2 separate regions of the Mus musculus genome follow, and region 1 is linked to region 2. A link is a contact called in ENCODE Hi-C data. All regions are on one chromosome and are shown on one strand. Each heading gives the region's core, a stretch centred on a gene start or an enhancer-like site at or near the end of the contact. The rest is flanking DNA. Distances are from core to core; before and after follow the strand shown. Region 1 overlaps Gm46274 (a long non-coding RNA gene). Region 2 holds the start of Ehbp1 (EH domain binding protein 1).

Evidence for each region. A loop is a pair of places that touch in the nucleus more often than their neighbours do.
Region 1: a loop to region 2 is called in a map of left cerebral cortex, with 2.8 times the contacts of the local background. The contact joins the enhancer-like site here to the promoter of Ehbp1 in region 2. A Hi-C loop is called at or near these places in 1 of 37 maps with a recorded cell type or tissue (left cerebral cortex).

Annotation. Positions count from the first base shown.
Region 1 is chr11:22,497,823-22,503,930 of GRCm38, reverse strand. Gm46274 (a long non-coding RNA gene) reads left to right here. Exons shown (of 2, transcript XR_001780167.2): 2 at 1-5,197. Among named protein-coding and RNA genes, the nearest start is that of Gm46274, 8.6 kb to the left of the region's middle. Within about 2 kb of position 4,347, at least 1 of the 3 ENCODE cell types and tissues checked has a DNase peak (open chromatin) inside an H3K27ac peak, as active enhancers do; it is left cerebral cortex, where a contact is called at or near this core.
Region 2 is chr11:22,284,692-22,290,256 of GRCm38, reverse strand. It overlaps Ehbp1 (EH domain binding protein 1), which reads left to right and starts at 3,462. Exons shown (of 25, transcript NM_153078.4): 1 at 3,462-3,575; 2 at 4,383-4,769. The coding sequence starts at 4,666.

The DNA of each region.
Region 1 (6,108 bases), core at 3,098-5,597, 210 kb before region 2:
GCACCCCACTCCCACGTCCTTCTCTGTTTCCTGCTTGAGGGTAAAGATGTGATCTCTCAGTTTTCTGGTTGGTAGCTTTGCCACCATGCCTCCTCTGCCATTAGGATGCTCCCCTGGAACTGTGAACCAAAGCAAACTCTCTCTTCCATAAGTTGCATTTGCACATACTATTTTATCAACGCAACAGAAAAGAAACCAATATGCCATGTGTGTAATCAGCACCCAAGCAAAGACAGGGCACACTACAACAGAGGTTCTTCCTAATGCTGCAACCCTTTAAACAGCTCCTCATGTTGTAGTGATCCCCAACCATAGCATTATTTTCATTGCTGCTTCCTAACTATGATTTTGCTACTGTTATGAATCATAATGTAAATATCTGATATGCAGGATATGTGTTGCTATTTCAGCAACAGAAAGCAACTGGACCCGAACTTTCACGCTTCCTCTTTGTAGTTATCGCTCTCCTCTTCCTCAGGTCACTGTTATCTTGATTTCCACATCTGCAAATTACTTTTGCCTGAGTTTATTCCTCTATAAAGGCCTATATTACGTGTGCGTTCTGTTTAGTTCTTTTGGCCACCATTACACAGTGAGTTACATTGTCTAACAGTGGCCTGCTCATTTTCACTGTGGTTTTTCTATTTGACTACACTATGAGTTTTATTATATCACAAATGGTGACAATTCATAATTTATGTCTTTCCCCCTTTTTCTCCAGCTTGTGCTGATACAAAGAGTGCTGCTGGGGCTAGAAAGGCAGTGTTGTGATTAAGAGCATGGCCTCTGTTTCTAAAAGACCCAGGTTTGATTCCTAGCACCTACACAGTGGCCCTAAAACACCACTTAACTCCAGTTCCAAGGGATATGAAACTATCTTCTAGGCTCCAGGTACACATTCATGCAAGCTAAGTTATCCACTCATGTTAAAAAAAAAATCAAAGAGTACTACTGAACTTGATGGTTAATATTCCATTTAAGATTTCTACGTTTTTGTTAATGAGAGAGAGTAGGCTGTATTTTCTTTTTTGGTGATTCTTTTATATTACTTTTGTATTGATCTCATAGAAATTTTGGAAATGTTCTCCTTTTTCTGTATTCCAGATGATTTAGTGTAAGATTGGTGATTTTCCTGTTAGAAAGAACTTAAAAGAACTTGCTGTGGAATTCATCTATATCTGTAGTTTTCCTGTGGGCAACTATTTTTGTGGATGAAAGGTTATTCAAATTTCCGTTTCCTTTTTCCCACTCTGGTAGAGCTGTGTATGTCTAGGAACCTGTGTTGTTGACATGTAATTGGTTTTTAATTTTCCCTTATTATATCTTTAATGGTGAAAGAATCTAAACTCATTCTCTCAATTTCTTTCTTCATAGCAGTTATTTGTTCTGCCCACCCTCCTCCAGTGTTGTTAGGAATTCTTTAATTGCATTAGAACCAATGTTTGTTTTTTAAAACTAATTTTTGTAGATTTCTAACTTTTTTCTATTGAACATGAGTATAATTTCCTGTTTTCTTCCCTTTGGATATGACTTTTCAGATGGATAATTGGCTTTTAGACTTTTAACTCAAAAAATATTAATATTGTATGTGTGTGTGTGTACAAACACGCACACGTGCAGCTGCATGCTTGCTGTATGTGAATGCATGCCATAGTGCATGGTCCACTTTTGGGGTTAGTTATCTCTTTCCACTGTGTGATTAAACTCATGCTGTCCAGTTCAGCAAGTGTATTTATTGTTTGAGCCATCATGCTGGCCCATTACAATGTTTTCATTATTTGTTTACTGTGTGTATTTACTGTGTGCTAAGAAGTTTCTGGTTGCTTGGTTTCTAGTTTAATTCCATTATATGTAGAGAGTGTGTCTTGTAATACTCCATTGCTTTGGCATTTGTTGAAATTTGCTTAAATATAATCACCTTTTAAAATGTCCCCATTTTCTTGAAAATAACATATTTGCTTTAGTTATTAGATGTAATTTCTATATAAGCTTAATTCAGTCATATTTATTAATTCTGTTGTTCAGACTCTTGTATTCTGAGTGTGTATATATACACATATACTGTATTCTACATGTTTGTATAGTACTTTTGCCTACTTGTTCAATTGGTCAGAGGTCTACCAAATCTTTCATCCTGATTTTGAATCGGTCAATTTCTTCTATCAATAGTATTTATGATAGTTGTTTATAATTAGGTTATTTGGAATTGCCCCTTCCTAATCAATATATATCTATATGTAGATATATAGATTTATTTATTTATTTATTTAATGTGAGTACACTGTAGCTGTCTTTAGACACACCTGAAGAGGGCATCGGCTCCATTACAGATGGTTGTGAACCACCATGTGGTTGCTGGGAATTGAACTCAGGACCTCTGGAAGAGCAGTCAGTGCTCTTAAACGCTGAGCCATCTCTTCAGCTCAAGACCCTGGTCCTGATGAAATAGACATCAAGCCAAAGTAATTAGAAAAGATGAAGGTCTCTGTACTGACTAAGGTTATCATCCGTGGGGTCAATAGGCCCTTTATATTATTGTGAAACATGTTGCTTCATCTCTTGAGCTTGAAGTATGGCTTAGTGCAGAGTGCTTGTCTAGCATTCTTGCGGTCCCACATTACAGAAGAGCACAGTGTCTGTAGATAAGTGCTGCTAGCAATGTGTAAGTCCATTCCTTCTTAAATCTGTGTGTGTGTGTGTGTGTGTGAGAGAGAGAGAGGAGAGAGAGAGAGAGACATACAAGTACTGAGTTTTCCATCTTTGTTGTTTTTAAAACAAAATCCCAAACATTCGATTTACCAAATGAAGAAATGAAGACTCAGGAGCCAGATGCTGTGGTGAAAGGCTGCTGGCTCAGAGAGGCAGAGAACACCAGCTGACCTTCCTCCGCCACCGGAAGGAAAAAGCTCCTTGTCCTTTTCCAAGCTGCCGTAAATTCCCGTCAACTCAAAGACCCTCCTTTCTACTTCCTGGGCTTTCTCATGTTCACTCTCTATCCACTGGATGCTTGCTCTGCCTCTTGACTTATCGTTGAGTTTATTTATCTCTTGTTTACAGAAAACTCTTAGGTTAAAGATGTCTGCTAGGACTGAGCCACACCACAGGAAACAGTTTTTCTAGTTTACAATTTCAGGGTTCACAGTGTGATCAAATAACCCTCTAACACATTTTTACATCAGAGTTCTCTGCTTCCTTCCAATGTGTTTTGTACCCAGCAGATCAGTATGTTTTCAGTTACTCTGACAATTTACTGCACCTACACCTTTAACGATTACTTAAATATTTAACCATTTACTACATGTTTCCTTCTTCTTCCAACTTTTACATCTCTGTTACTCAGTTTCTCTCTTTTTTCCCTTCTTATTTTAAGTATTGTATATTCCTTGTATTTCTTGTAAAACCCTGTCAGATTCTCTTGAAATATATAATTTATTTACTAGCTGGAATGTGCTTATGCAACTTTTCATTCTTGAAGAATACATCACAGGGCATGAAATTCTATGTTTGCAGGCATTTATTTCCCTTTTATTTAAAGAAGATAGCCCATGGCGTTGCTTACATAAGCTCTGATATAGTCAGCTGTGGGCCTTGTTTCTTTGGAGGTAATCTCTTTCTGACTATTTGGAAAATGTTACTCTGCCTTTAGGTTTCAGTGTTTGGCTATGATGTCTTCAATGAGTTTTACTGTGTATGTAGGCAAGAGGACAACCCCAGGTGCTGTCTTTCTTTGAGACAGTCTTTTATCTGAAACTTAACAAGTAGGCTAGGATGGCTGACCAGTGAGCTCCAGGGGCCTGCCTGTCTCTGTCTCCATAACACTGGGATTGCAGCAGTGCCACCACACTTTAAAACAAAAAACAAAAAACAAAACCCCTTGGGTTCTTGGCACTAAACTTGCCTTTTCTTGTTTGCCAGGCTCTTTACTGACTGACTGACTAAGCTATTTCTCCAGCCCTCTGCCAGTGTGTGTGTGTGTGTGTGTGTGTATTTGTTTGTTTTTGTTTTTAATACAATTCTTTTGATCTACATTGTACATCTTGTGTTTTGATATATTTTGGGTTTTTGGAAAAAATCCCCAAATTCAAATACTGCTTCTTCCTTTATGCACTGTTTCTCTGTTTATTTTTGGAACTCCTGTTATATTTAAAATTAAACATTTTGCTGCACTAAATATGTCTCTTAAACTTAAAGAATGTATTTTTTTTTTAAATCTTTTTTCTCCTTCCATGCTTTGGCAGAGTATATGCTTAGAACAAATCCTGTCACTCTAAGCTCACTGTCTGCTCATCAGCCTTAGTGTCTACTGTACTCAGTGTTTCATCCCACGCAAGAATACCCACCCGCAGTGAGGGCTGGAGAGAGAAGCAGTTGGGCTAGTCTTTTTGGAAGTTCAGCTTTTGTGATCTGGAGCAAGATTATGTAGGAGGACCGTCCAGTCAGTAACAAAGAAAGCCAGCTAAGGCCAAAGCAGAAGCAGGTATCAAGTCGGCAATCACAGACAGAGCTTCATAATCCCGCGGAAAGCCCATTACTTAAGGTGGGATGAACGGGTCCTTCTTCTTTATAATCAAAATAGGCTAATCCACCCAGAAGAGTGTATCTGAGCTTCAGAAAAGTATTTTGTTAAATTATATAATGCTGTGGGTGTGATTGAGAAACCTCCTTTCAATGTGATACAGCAAATCTATGAATTACAGGTGGAGAAAAAGCTGATGTCTAGGTACACTAATGAATTGTTCCATCCTGGGGGAGGGGCTCATTTAAAAATAAAGTTCTCCCTTGCCTTGTTCTATTTAAAACTTTCATCATATATTCTTGTAGAAATTTACATTTACTTAGCAAATTCACAGAGGAAAACCTCATTGTTTCCTTGGATCCTATAAGATGTTAAATCCAGCAAGATAGAATTTACATAACAACTTGATATAAAAATAATGTATTGTCATTGTTAGATATTTAAAAATCATTACAAAGCTGTTTTCTTTCTCACAGTTTATTTTTTGCAAAAATGTAATTATAATCACAAGTATTTTATAACATTAAATCTTATAACTATTAAATCTTATTTTACAGATTTATTTTAATTGACATAATTTATTTGGGTACTCTATCAAGATCATACTACAGTATTGTTTTCTATTTCTTTTTGCTTTGAAATAATAAATATTTTTCCAAATTAAACGTTATTTCTCAATTATTAGTGGATATTTTGATTTTTAATTTTTCTGGCAAATTTTGTAAGCATAAATTAGAATCTTGCTTTATTATAATTTACTGTAAATGCTGGTGAATCTAAACATGTTTTCTGGATAGTATAAACATTATATTGAATTTGGTTTTTTTGCTTTGGAAAAAATTTATATGTATGTCTTTTATTTTTCTAGGTAGGGTGTGAATCTTAATGTTGCTTATGAACTTTCATATCCTGACCAATACAGATGGGGATGCTCACAGCCAAACAACCATTGGACTGAGCACAGGGACCCCAATGGAGGAGTTAGGGGAAGGACTGAAGGAGTTGAAGGGGCCTTACCTGGCATTAATGGGAGGGGAGGCCCTTGGTCCTGTGAAGGCTTGATGCCCCAGTGTAGGGAAATGCTAAGTTTAAGAGGTGGGAGTGGATGGGCGGGTGGGGGAGCACCCTCATAGAAGCAGGGGGATGGGGATGGGATAGAGAGTTTTGGGAGGGGGGGCAGGAAAGAGGATAGCATTTGAAATGTAAATAAATAAAATATCCTATAGAAAAAGTCAAAATTAAAGAAATTTCATCTATCAAACACCGCAGCAATTTTCTGAAATGCATGTTGCAGATATTTCTTTCATGTTTGAAATTTGTTTTTTGATTACAGAATTTATGGTTTTGATATATGTCTCTATTCATTTTTAAGGATTGAATATTTCAATTATTTTGTCTTTGATGATCACCTCCAATTATATAACTATTTACTTATGTCTTGTATCAGAGAGAATTAACACTTAATATAAATAGACTAAAGACCATGTCACGGGTTCAGAATAGCTATTAGCTAGCCTTTGCACAGGGGAGTTTGCTGTTTCCAACATCAGCATACTGTGGTTAAACAATGACTAGCTCAATAATAGAGGGAA
Region 2 (5,565 bases), core at 2,213-4,712:
TGCAACCAGAAACCAAAGGTCTATTATATGTAAATTAAGCCTGGGACAGACTTGATACTAAGTCAAGTCATGTATTAACAGTGGACTAGAATAGGGAAAGCAGAAACATGGCAGGAATCCTGCAAGGAGGAAGCGTCAGCAGGATGCACACAAAGCTTCAGGAAAAAGTAACTTGTAGCTTGTCAGATGATTCCAGTTAATGTGGCATGCAGGGTGGCCATGAAGATTGAAGGCAAGTAGATACTAAGTAATTATCATAAAGTCTCAAATCCACCCAAATTTTTGGTATGCATTTGTGTTACTGCTAGAGGAATGATGGTGAGCAAGCGGACTGTCTGGGAGCCCTTAGCTCTAATGATGGCAAGCAGACTGTCTGCCAGCCCTTCAGGTAGAGACGTGTCATGCCAAGTAGTTGTTTGCTCAGGTATTCTTGAAAACGTTTTGCTTTTTTCTTGTTTAAGTTTGCTGCTAAACATAACATATACTACTATCACTTGTCTGCTTACTGTATGATGGACACTTCATGGTCGTATTGTCTGTCCTCTCTACATCTCAGAAAGCTGGGTATGTTTCCTGGTTTTACAGACTAGGAAATTCGATCTCAGAAAGGTTATAGTAATTTCTCTTGCATGCACACTTAAGATCTGTTTCTGAAAATTCTTTGAGACTAGAAACTTATTTTAATGTACTATTAATAGCATTTAATATGGTCAACATTTAGTTGGTATTTAATTATAGGCTAAGCAGACCAAACAATTTCAGAATAGTCTATATTTAAAGTTCCCCAATCAATTTAGTTGCTAGACAGGTTATTTTTAAAAGTATTGTGGAGAGAAGCTGCTGCTCTGTGCAGCTCTTAGCAGCCAGCCCATGCACTTGAGCTCAGCAGCAGAACAATGTCAAGGTCTACAGTTAATGTCTTCCCTTGTTCTGTGGACAATTTAACTCTTTCCATAGCTACCTTGGTAGCTAGAAAGAAAAGTGAGATAACAGTCAAGAAAAAATATTAGACTGGGTATAGGGGCACATGCCTCTATTCCCAGCACTCAGGAAACAGGCAGCCAGATCTTTGTAAATTAGAGGCCACCCCAGTCTACATAGAGTTCCAGGACAGCTGGGCTACATAGAAAGACCCTGTCTCAAAATCAACAACAACAACACAAAACAAAGGCTACTGGACTCTTATTTTCTACAACTTGAGGGAGGAGTCTTATAGATTTAGTTTCCCTTCCTCCCTCTCTTCTCCCTCCCTCTCTCCCTCCCTCTCACTTCCCTTTCATTTCCATTGATCTTTAGATAGTTTCTATACAATAAAGTACCCTCTTTAAGCAAGGGAAACCAAAGTGACCATATTAGAACATTTGAGAGCTTATGATAATAGTAAGTAGAGTAGAAGCCACCTGATTATCAGGTGAGTTTTTAAATTTAGACGAAGATAGTTTATGACCACTTCTATAAATTATCCATTGAAAAGGTTTATACACACAGTACCTATTAACAAAGCAGAATGTATTACTGAGGTCACAATGGCATAATGACATCTGAGAAATCACACTCATACTCACTTTATATAGTGTATATAAAATAAAAATACATTATTTTGGTTGTCTTACATTCTAGAATTAAGACTATAGCAAAACAAGTGCTATCTATGCCATTTCCTATAAAATGTACTTTTGAATATAGCATTATTAAATCACTTTCTTTTCCTGAAAGTGAAAATGGGATTTAATACTGGGTTCAAGACTGTCTTTCTGACTCTCCTGGGTGTATTCCATCTGATTCTTGCTTCCTATACGCTGATCTCACACCCTCCTCCTTCCCCTCCTACAAAGAATCCTCCCCAGAACACCAACAACTTTAAAGTCAGTTTAACAAATTTGCCTCCAACTTTAATAAGATTAGGAATTAGTCCGAAAACAATTTGCATTTTGCCTTTTTCATGCTTGCTTCCATCTTCTTTCCAAACTCTTTGCTCATTCCTTGTGGAGGAATTGCTGAGTTTTGCTTTTTTGACTCTCGGCTCCCCTCTCTCCCCTTCCCCTTCCTTTCCCTGCCCTCTTCTGACTCCCCCTTTCTCTCATACCCCCTTTCTTAGGTACATCCCTAGCTTCCTTAATTTGACTTTACTGTTTAGTCCCGAAAAGTTGTAATTTTATTCTTCATTCTTTCTCTACACCTTAGATGTCTGTGAAACATCTAAGGCTGAAAGCAAATTTTTGTTTTTTGGATAGGATGGATATTTTCTGCCCCTTGAGAAGTCTATAGCTTTCACAGCCTCAAAAGGGATCTTGTGCTATATACTTGTGATGTCAAGGGTGTACACCTAACATCTCAGCGATCTCAGTAACCTGGATGTTGAAGCAGGAAAACCATGCTAACCTCTGGAAATACAGTTTCAGGCCATGTCAGCTGCCTCTTAATAGACGTAAACAACATTGCTCTCAAACTATTAAGTTATTTCGTCCTCTCCCTTGCCTTTAACCACCCTTTCCACATAGTCAACCACTCCCTAATCCACCCACAGCTCATACCAGAGGATAATGAGACCGCAAAGGAACACGAGAATGCAAGATTCAAAGAAATGCTGAGAATGAGGACAAGAAGAGACTGTACTGTAAACATTTATGTCCAGTTTAGCCCTCCTTGAACCTGGGGCAGGCTCCTGGCAAGGTCAGGGAAAAACTCGGAAAGAACTGAGTGAAATAAAGGCTGTGTGTGCAAAACCGCTGGCTGCTAGTGGCGCAGGAGAGGAGCAGCCAGTTCGTGGGTGGGGATGGGAGAGAATAGGAGAGAAACCACAGCACCTCAGTGTCTCTGGCAGCCGCTGGAATCAGACTCTGCTCAGTTCATACACCAGGAGCCAGAAACCCTGCCCAGCAGCCACGGCGCCTTTGACGGACAGCCACCTTCTGCAATGGCTTTCCAGTTCACTATAAACATTCTTAGTCCTCCCGCCTCCCGCTGCCCTCAACCATTCCAGGGAATGGGCGGGATCGTCCTTCGTGATTTACACTTTTTTTTTTTTAAAGAAGAAGAGGGTAGACCGGGCGGGTTCCACCTAAGGGAAAAAAAAAAACTGGGGGGGTGGATCCCCTATGACCGGCATGAAGATCTACCAATGGAGTGCCTCGCTCGTCCTAAGGCCCGCCCGCCGAGGAGGCGGGGCTCCCGCAGACTCGGCCAATGGCGGCGAGGCGGACGGAGGTTGAGCCGCCGTGGGTAGGGTTAGTGTGAGAGGTGCGGCGGGGGAGGTAATGATGGTGGTGGCGGCCGAGGGAGGCGGGGGAGGGGGATCTGGGCGCTGAACCGCGGCTCTGGCAGGGCTCGCTCGGGCGGGCGGGCCGGAGGGGGACGGTCGCTGGGCGCTCTGCCGGGGAGGGGGCGCTGCTCCGGGAGGGGGCGGGCGTCGTCCGCCCGGGAAGCTGCAGACCCCGGCTCCCGCAAACGAGCACCGCGCCGGGCTTCGCTGTTCCACGCGGCTCCAGCAGGGATGGAGGACTCGGTGGCGGTAGCTGCTTCTGAGGCGGCGGCGACCGAGGAGCGGCTCTAAGGAGGGGACAGCGGGATTAGAGGTGTGAGGAGGGCTTGGAGTGGACGAGCGGAGGGGCCGGGGTTCGGGGACCGAGGCTGGGGTCTAACAGCAAGGCTTGGGTGACAGGGACCGCAGCTGGCAACGCCTGTCTCTGCGGAGAGACAGGGGTCTGCACTCGGTGCGTGAGGAGGCGAGGCTCAGGCCGGCTGCCCCTGATGGGGGAGGGAGGCACCGCACCTCGCACTGTCCATTGGCCTGGCTGGTCATCGCTTCAAGCCCAGGCAGGAGTTTCCATTCCCCTCCTCCTGGCAGCCAAGGTGAAGGGGAAGCAAAGTGGCCTGGAGCTGGGACCTTGCCCTCTCTCTGCCGTGAGATTTCCCTCCACTGCTAGTTCTCCATCCATTTCCCTCTCCTACAGAACCAGCATTTCTCCCTGCACCCTGGTTGTGCTAAGTACATATTCAGTAGCTCGAGGCTATTCATTATCAGCTGAAAAATAAAGTTTATTTAAAAAATAACTCCTAACTGGTGGTAGATATATCAAACAGCATCCTGACTTTCCCGCCCTGTTCTTCCTTCTGCTATGCTAGGTAGGGAAGGCAGGGCCCGACTGGCATCTCTCAATTGTTGGTTCTGACAACCTGGTGTATTGCCGCCTGTCTTCGGTGTGATTTGTCATTTCTTCCTTAGTATCTTCCATCCTTGATGTTACTGGCTTTTGAGGCCGGGGTTTTGTTTCATTGTTTGAAAACCACGCAGATAGCAGAGGTTGTTTCGGTCTTATCTAACACTTCTCATGCGTCTGTCCTCATATTCTTTCTCTTTCTGTCTGTGTTTTGCTTTTCAGTTCTCCAGAACCCACGTCATATAGTCCCTGAAGTGGAATGATGATGTCTCCATGAGGGAACCTCCTCTCAGTCATCCTGTCCTGTACATCAGCTGTTCTTGACTGGGCCATTGATCTAAGATAGGATTTACCCTGTGAGACAGGGAGAAGACTTATGGACGCCAAGCATCATTTCAAGTTCTAGTTTTTGTTGAAAGTACTGACATACATGCAAGGCTCGTGTGCTTTATCAAAGCTGCTGTGTTGCTAATCCAGAACTGTTCCAGTCTCTTGGCCTATCACCATGGCTTCAGTTTGGAAGCGACTGCAGCGTGTGGGAAAACATGCATCCAAGTTCCAGTTTGTGGCCTCCTACCAGGAGCTGATGGTTGAATGTACAAAGAAATGGTAAGACGTGCTTAGGGGTAGATTAATGTCTTGTTGCCTAACCATCCTGTAGCTTGGACTGTGGGTCTTTTGGTAGCCAGTTTACCTTGCAGTGGTACACAAGTGTGTAGAAGCTGTGGACGGTGCAGATACTCTAACAAGTACTGTGTGTGCACTGTTGTTGCTGGTACTGTCTCTGTGGATTTTAATCACTCCATTTCAGATCGTCTCAGAGGACTACAACTGAGAACACACCTAAGTATAGTAGTTTTGGTCTTATGGTCATTTATCATTGGTGTTAGAATAACTTTATTTTTATAATTTTAAACAGAGAATGGTTATCTTAACATCACATATGTCTCAATATAGAAATTTATATCATATAGAATGGCGGTTTTATTTTGTTGTTTTTTTTTCATTTTACTTAGAGTATTTTTCAGTATTTGAATAATGGAATGCCAGTGCACACAACCTTAGAGATTCTCTTGTGAAGTGCTTAGTCAGGCAACTGTCTTTTCTTTTAATTGCCTAATGGGATACATTTCTTGGCAGGATTTAAGGAAGCAATTAGTGGCAATGGTCTGTCATTTGCCTCTTTCTTTCCATTTGAGGAAAGTAAATTTAGGGTTTTCTCTTACTACTATGAATGATAAGAAACGAGAATCCTTACATAGTGAGGGACAAAAGTTAATCTTAAGCAAATGGTCTTTTGAATTTTAGTTTATTATAGCGATTAAGCACTACCACAAAATAAATCCATTTCATCAAGGACTGTCATCTCATGTTTGGTACTAAGCTCACTTTCTAATGTCCTCTT